2 separate regions of the Homo sapiens genome follow, and region 1 is linked to region 2. The links are chromatin contacts, found by Hi-C or POLR2A ChIA-PET in ENCODE. All regions are on one chromosome and are shown on one strand. The core of a region is the stretch at or near the end of the contact, and the rest is flanking DNA. Distances in the headings are between cores, read along the strand shown. Region 1 has its middle 130 kb from the start of TM2D1. Region 2 has its middle 230 kb from the start of NFIA-AS1.

Evidence for each region. A loop is a pair of places that touch in the nucleus more often than their neighbours do. ChIA-PET counts read pairs that join two places held with the same protein, here RNA polymerase II (POLR2A). Pooled maps may share reads with other maps.
Region 1: a map of heart left ventricle shows a loop between it and region 2 (2.3-fold over the local background). The contact joins two enhancer-like sites. A Hi-C loop is called at or near these places in 12 of 168 maps with a recorded cell type or tissue (MCF 10A, PC-3, Right ventricle myocardium superior and 7 more), 2 of 37 single-sample maps with no recorded cell type and 4 of 50 pooled maps. POLR2A ChIA-PET finds 5 or more read pairs at or near these places in 1 of 52 experiments (MCF 10A).

What each region holds. Positions count from the first base shown.
Region 1 is chr1:61,589,948-61,593,391 of GRCh38, forward strand. No RefSeq gene overlaps it. Among named protein-coding and RNA genes, the nearest start is that of TM2D1, 130 kb to the right of the region's middle. RefSeq lists an enhancer at 1-289. Within about 2 kb of position 1,587, at least 2 of the 41 ENCODE cell types and tissues checked have a DNase peak (open chromatin) inside an H3K27ac peak, as active enhancers do.
Region 2 is chr1:61,479,734-61,483,304 of GRCh38, forward strand. No RefSeq gene overlaps it. Among named protein-coding and RNA genes, the nearest start is that of NFIA-AS1, 230 kb to the left of the region's middle. RefSeq lists an enhancer at 1,368-2,567. Within about 2 kb of position 1,643, at least 3 of the 41 ENCODE cell types and tissues checked have a DNase peak (open chromatin) inside an H3K27ac peak, as active enhancers do.

The DNA of each region.
Region 1 (3,444 bases), core at 337-2,836, 110 kb after region 2:
CTTATTTGGTCAGGAGGAAAAAGTTGGAGTAAACAAATTAAAATGAAACATTTTTCATCCTTTATTGACTTCAGTATTCTTTTTATTAACCTCAACATTACCAAGCAGTTACTCTCCCATTTGGAGACTTGGAGAAAGAAGAAGAATTTTCTTTTCTGCTTTTCTTTGATATGTATATATGTTTGTATTTATTTTTCAACTACCAATGTTATACACAAACATGTTCTGGTTATATAAGGATTAAATACAGAAGTATAAGCCCCCTTGCTCACAGGCAGATTTTCCAGCTGGGGTCAAGGCAGGTGCAGGCGCATTGTGACCCACCCTTTTTCTTCCTTCCCTCCCTTTTTTCTTTTCTGCTTTCCTTTCCTCCTTCCTTCAGAGGAAGATTCAGAGACACAGGTCTTTCCTTCATGGAGCATGTGGAAATGAGCTCCCACATACCATGTGTATTTGTTTGCTAGGCCTGCTGTAAGAAGATACCACACAAAGGTCTAATATCCAGCATCTATAAGGAACTTAAACAAATTTACAAGAAGAAAACAACCCCATTAAAAAGTGGGCAAAGGACATGAACAGATACTTCTCAAAACAAGACATACATGTGGCCAACAAGCATATGAAAAAAAAGCTCAATATCACTGATCATTAGAGAAATGCAAGTCAAAACCATAATGAAATACCATCTCACACCAGCCAGAATGGCTACTATTAAAAAGTCAAAAAATAACAGGTGTTGGCAAGGTTGTGGAGAAAAGGGAACGCTTATACACTATTTGTGGGAGTGTAGATTAGTTCAACCATTGTGGAAAACAGTGTGGCAATTCCTCAAAGAGCTAAAAACAGAACTACCATTTGACTCAGCAATCCCACTACTGGGTAGGTACCCAGAGGACTGTAAATCATTCTACCATAACAACACATGCACACGAATGTTCATTGCAGCACTATTCACAATAGTAAAGGCATAGAATCAATCTAAATGCCTATCAGTGAGACTGGATGAAGAAAACATGGTACATATACACCATGGAATATTATACAGCCATAAAAAAAGAACAAGATCATGTCTTTTGAAGGAACATGGATGAAGCTAGAGGCTATTATCCTTAGAAAACTAATGCAGGAACAGAAAACCAAATACTACATGCTCTTACTTGTAAGTGGGGGCTGAAAGATAAGAATTTATAAACACAAAGAAGGAAACAAAGACGCTGGGGTCTACTTGAGCAGGGAGGGTGAGAGAAGGGAGAGGAGCAGAAAGGATAACTATTGGATACCGGGCTTAATACCTGGGTGATAAAATAATATGTACAACAAACCCCTGTTACCGGTGTTTACCTATGTAACAAACCTGCACGTGTATCCCCGAACTCAAAATAAAAGTTAAAAAAAATAAAAATACGACGAGTAAAAAAAAAAGAAAAAAAGAAAGTACCACAGACTGGGTGGCTTAGACAAGAGCAATGTGTTGTCTCACAGTTCCAGAGGCAGGGTTGATTCCTTCTGCGGGCTGTGAGGGAGGCTCTGTTCCACGCCTCTCCCTGCTCCTGTGGTTCGCTGGCAATCTTTGCTGTTCCTTGACTCGTAGACACATCGCCCTGATCTCTGCCTTCGTTTTCACATAGCTTTCTTCCTGGCACTGGGAGTGACATGACTTGACTGTTTTCTAGGGAACCCTCACTTTAGGCTTCTCCTCTTGAGTTGGTCAGATGCCCAGAGAAGACTCTTCAATCCCCTATTTGAAGAATGTGTGTGCCTGGCTGCTGTGTTCCGGGAGCCAAGTGTGAGAAGAAGGCTGGAACCCAAATATTCAGTCTGCTCCTCTGTAGTCTTTAATCCCTCTGTTTTCAGTACAGCATCCTCCCAGACCTCCGCACTCTCTGGCTTCTCTAGTTCAGAAATCCCCTGGTTACTGTCTCTAGAAAATAAATCTCTCCTACCATTTACGGCAGTGGAGAAGGAGCCATGTGACTGCGTGGCATGAGGGGATAGGGCACGGGGAGAGATCTAACTGCTTCTAAAACCCTTTCCACCCACCCTCCTTTTTCAGCCCCATCTTCACTCTCACCTCCAGAGGTACCAGATGCCACCAGTCCTGCGCTGTTTCACTGCTCTGAATGTGAACCGAGTTGCTTTTGGCGTTTCCCACTGCAGGCTCCGTGTGCAGTTTGATGGGGTCTGGCAGGCCGGTCGCCAGTCTTCCACAGCATTTTAACTTTCAACATTTTGCTGCTTTCTTTGTTTCCACTTTCTTTGTTTTTGTGTTAGTGGGTTTCAGGAAGAAAGAGAGCTAAATACATGTGTCCAATTTTCCAGCTTTACCTTTAAGGCCATTCTTGTGTTTTAAGCAGCATGTTCCAGAGACATTCTCAAACCCAAAAGGAGTCATCCTATCCCTGGGTTATCTGGAAGTTTTGGGTAAGTTTAGGACAAGAGAGTCCCTTCCAAGACCCTGCCATTTGCAACAACATGACTGAACCTGAAGGACATTAGTGAAATAAGCCAGACACAGAAAGAAAACTGTGGCATGATCTTACTTATATGTGGAATCTAAAAATGTCAAATACATAGAAACGGAGAATGGAATGGTGGTTACTGGGGTGGAGAGGAGGAGGAAATAGGGAGACATAGGTCAAAGGGTACAAAGTTGTAGCTATGTAGGATTAGTCTAGAGAGCTAATGCACAGCATGAGAACTTTAGTTAAGAATACTGTATTGTGGCCAATGTGGAAGGATCGCTTGAGTTCCAGACCAGCCTGACCAACATGGCAAAACTCCGCCTCTACCAACGAAACAAAACAAAAAACAAAATTAGCCAGGCATGTTGGCACGCACCTGTAGTCCCAGCTACTCAGGAGGCTGAGGCGGGAGGATCGCTTGAGCTGAAGTCAAGGTTGCAGTGAGCCATGATCGTGCCACTGTGCTCCAGCCTGGATGAGAGTGAGACCCCGTTTCAAAAAATTAATCACAACAATACTGTATTGCATACTGGAAATTTGCTAAGAGAGTAGATTTTAGATGTTCTCACCGTCCCCATTCCCCCAAAAAAGGTAACTGTGAGGAGATGGATATATTAATTTGCTAGCAATCATTTCACTATGTATATGTATATCAAAACATCATGTTTTACACCTTAAATATATACCATAAGAGGCTGGGAATGGTGGCTCACGCCTGTAATTTCAGCACTTTGAGAGGCCGAGGCAGGTGGATCACCTGAGGTCAGGAGTTCGAGACCAGCCTGGCCAACATGGCAAAACCCCAACTCTCCTAAAAATACAACAATTAGCTGGGTGTGGTGGTGTGCGCCTGTAATCCCAGCTACTTGGGAGGCTGAGGCACGAGAATCGCTTGAACCTGGGAGACGGAGGTTGCAATGAGCCAAGATTGCACCACTTCACTCCAGCCTGGGTGATAGAGCGAGACCCTCTCTTGAAAAAA
Region 2 (3,571 bases), core at 393-2,892:
CTCTCTATTTTACCTGGATACCAAAACCTGAAAAGGACATTACAGGAAAGAAAAATTATAGGCTAATCTCATGCACGAACATAGATGCAAAACTCCTAAGCAAAATGTTAACACGAAATCCAGCTTGGTCAGGTGCTGTGGCTCACACCTGTAATCCTAGCACTTTGGGAGGCTGAGGCTGGTGGATTGCCTGAGCTCAGGAGTTTGTGAACACCCTGGGCAAGATAGTGAAACCTCATTTCTACTAAAATACAAAAAAATTACCTGGGTGTGGTAGTGGGCACCTGTAGTTCTAGCTCCTTGGGAGGCTGAGGCAAGAGAATTGCTTGAGTCTGGGAGGCAGAGGTTGCAGTGCGTGCCATTGCACTCCAGCCTGGGCAACAGAGCAAGACTCTTCTCAAAAAAAAAAAAAGGAAAAGAAAGATATCCAGCTTTATAGTAAATGGGCATACAACACAACTAGGATGGTTTTATTCCCATAATACAAATGTAATTTAGCACTCAAAAATCAAAGTAATTCACCATATTGACAGGATAAAGGAGAATGTTTGCATGTGATAAATCATTGGCTTTAGAATTTTATTGTGTGCACCTATCTATATATGTGTTATATTTCACACTTTTAAAATATTAATATAATAAAGGCATTTAAGGCAGACTAGGCTACCCTGAAATTCACATGCTTTTTATAATTAGACATTCTGAACAATGTATTAGGTTGGTGCAAAAGTAATTGCGGTTTTTGCCATTACTTTTAATACAATTTGTAAAACTTAATTGTGTGGCTGAGCTTGCAAGGAAGAGAAATCGTGAGGTTCTAGAAAGAGTAGAAACTGAGAACATAGTAGAAGCACCCGATGCGGATTTTGGAGCAGCCACCCCAGGGGTTGGGAGTTGCAGAGCCAGGACAAGTGACAAGGGCTTGAGTGTTACTGCCTGTGTGTGGGATAGTGTGTGTGGGAGATTAAGAGCTGAACTTTAGACATTTTAAGCCACAGATGCATGTGAGACATTGAAGTCAAGCAGTGAGTTTGTTGTTAAACATCTGAAGTGCAAGGAAAAAAAATATATATATATGTAAGCTTGGGAATCTGGCCCACTGGTTGGGTTTAAAAACTGTCTTCAGGGGATCTTGAATTCCTGTGGCACTCTGTGCTTTCCTCTATGGTTGCACTCTCCCTATGAATTTTCTTTTTGTATACTGTCTTTCTAGACTTAAAGCAGGGACTGTTTCTGGATCCTTGTTTTGGAGGCCAAGAAAAACAAATGAAATAAAAAAAAAAACAACTCCATCAACATGATTATTGAACTCCTGGTGATTTTGTCAAGCAGCAGGAAGCCAAGCACGGATTTAGTCAGGTAACAGACATGCTGGAAAAGCAAGTGAGCCTGGAAAGGAGGACAGAATGTACTGGAAAAGGGAGAGATGGGCTTCCAAGGAGCCACCTCGAAGCTACAGAGGCAGGAGTGGACATTGAGAACAGAGAGCCTCCAGAGAAGAGCAGGTTGGTGTTCTTGGGTCCAAGACCATTCTCCTCCTTTCAGGGTCTGACATGTGGTTCTCAGGAAGTATAGTGTGGTTGAAGGATTGGTTAGGAAAGTCCCTCCACGTCCTACCACCTCCACCCTGGCACTGTGTGCCCGTGGGGCTATGATGGGAACAACCCACACCCTAAAATAGGATCCAAATTCCTTCCTCTTTTGTCATCAAAGCTGCATCTACTTTGCTCAAGCAAGTCAGGGAATCTCTGTGTCTTGAGTCCATAAATCTGCTTTCAAATTCCTCCAGCCACCTCTCCCTGGGTCTGTGAAAGGTCATTCAGAGTCTCTCCTTTGAGAGGGGAGAAACCACCCAGCAGATGAAAGGAACATCACTATATTCAAAGCTCGTGTGCATGCCAGGTGCTTGCTGCAAGAGCTGTTCCTGACTCACCTTGCTTTCTGAATGGCATTTCACTTCTTTGCCAATTCCTTGGAATCCCTCAATTGCCACACCTGGCAAATAAAAAATCAAAGTAATTCACCATAATATGCATCTGCAGGTGGGGCAGTGAGTAGAAGGTCGGGGGAGGAAGAGTGTGGTGGGCACAAGGTTTATAGTCCAGGGGGTGCTTGTTGACTGACTGGTCTTGATCCTCATAGAGGCCAAGGCTCTACCAGAAACTGAGGTCCTAACCTGAAAGGAGAATCAGGAAGATCAGTGAGCTACATGCTGCTTTTAAATAGCCTGAATATAGCTGGAGGAGGAATGGTTATAATGTTTCCTAAAATGAAAGAAAGGTGGGTGCCAAATAATTGTACAGAGAATACGCTGCAGACTATAGCATGAAGACAACCTCAGCATAGGGGAAAAAAAGACCGGGAGGAAATTGACCAAGATATTGTAACTGTAATAGGTTCATCGCCCCATGTGCAGCAAGTCAATATGCTGAGACACTGGGTTGCAGCAGAGAAAGAGGTTTCATCCTGGGGCTGCTGAACAAGGAGATGGGAGGAAACCTCACATGTATCATTCCAAGGAGTTTGGGGCTAGGGATTTTAAAGGTTTTGGAGTGGGCTGAAGTGTGGAGATCGTCGACTGGTCAAACGGTGCAGGGTGAAGTCATGGGACAGGGAGTTGAAGAAATTGCATTCTCATGCTGATTTGGTTCCACCGTGGGGGTTTTCAGACTGGTTGTCCTCAGCTGTTCTGCTGGAATTCAGAATCTGAAAAACAACCTAAGCAATTCTTAAAAGCTTTATGATTATAACATTGGAGAGCCTACCTATAAGAACAATGAGGATGCAAATGGTCGGTGTCTAGTGCTACACGACTTTCCATTACAAGGAACTGAGCCAAAGCACAGCCTGATTCATGCTTCATTATAATTCTATTCCTGTCCAAAATGCTTGTTAACCCCGTGAGGACTGCTTCAGTATCACACTGTATTTTACAAATAATCTATATAATGTGCATGCCTATCCTATTTTCTAAATAAGTCTCAAATGTGTATGCCTATGCTATGTATACACTGAAAAATACCAACACACTTTCTGGAAAGAATAATACAGATTTTTAAAAATGTTCATTTTTGTGGGTACATAGTAGGTGTACATATTCCTGGGGTACCTGAGATGTTTTGATACAGGCATGCAACGTGTAATAATCACATCATGGAGAATGGGGTATCCATCTCCTCAAGCATTTATCCTTTGTGTTACAAACAATCCAACTGTCTTGTTTTAATTACTTTTAAATGTCCAGTTAAATTATTACTGACTTTAGCCCCCCATTGTGCTATCAAATACTAGGTCTTATTCATTCTTTCATTTTTTCGGTACCTATTAACCATCCCTACTTCCCCACCAACCCCCTGGGTTACTTTCTTATCTTGTACCCTAATTTGGCTGACTGAGCTGGCCCCTTTTAAACAACGGTAACAGCAACAGCAACTACTTCTTCATGAATTCAGTGTTTACCTATGTTGGGCATGATGTTCACTGAGTAACTACTGTGGAGGCTGCTGGTGACCTGGGTGGGAGCTGTCTCCCAAAAAGGGGGTAGAAGCCTGACTGCATTGGGCTGTTGAGT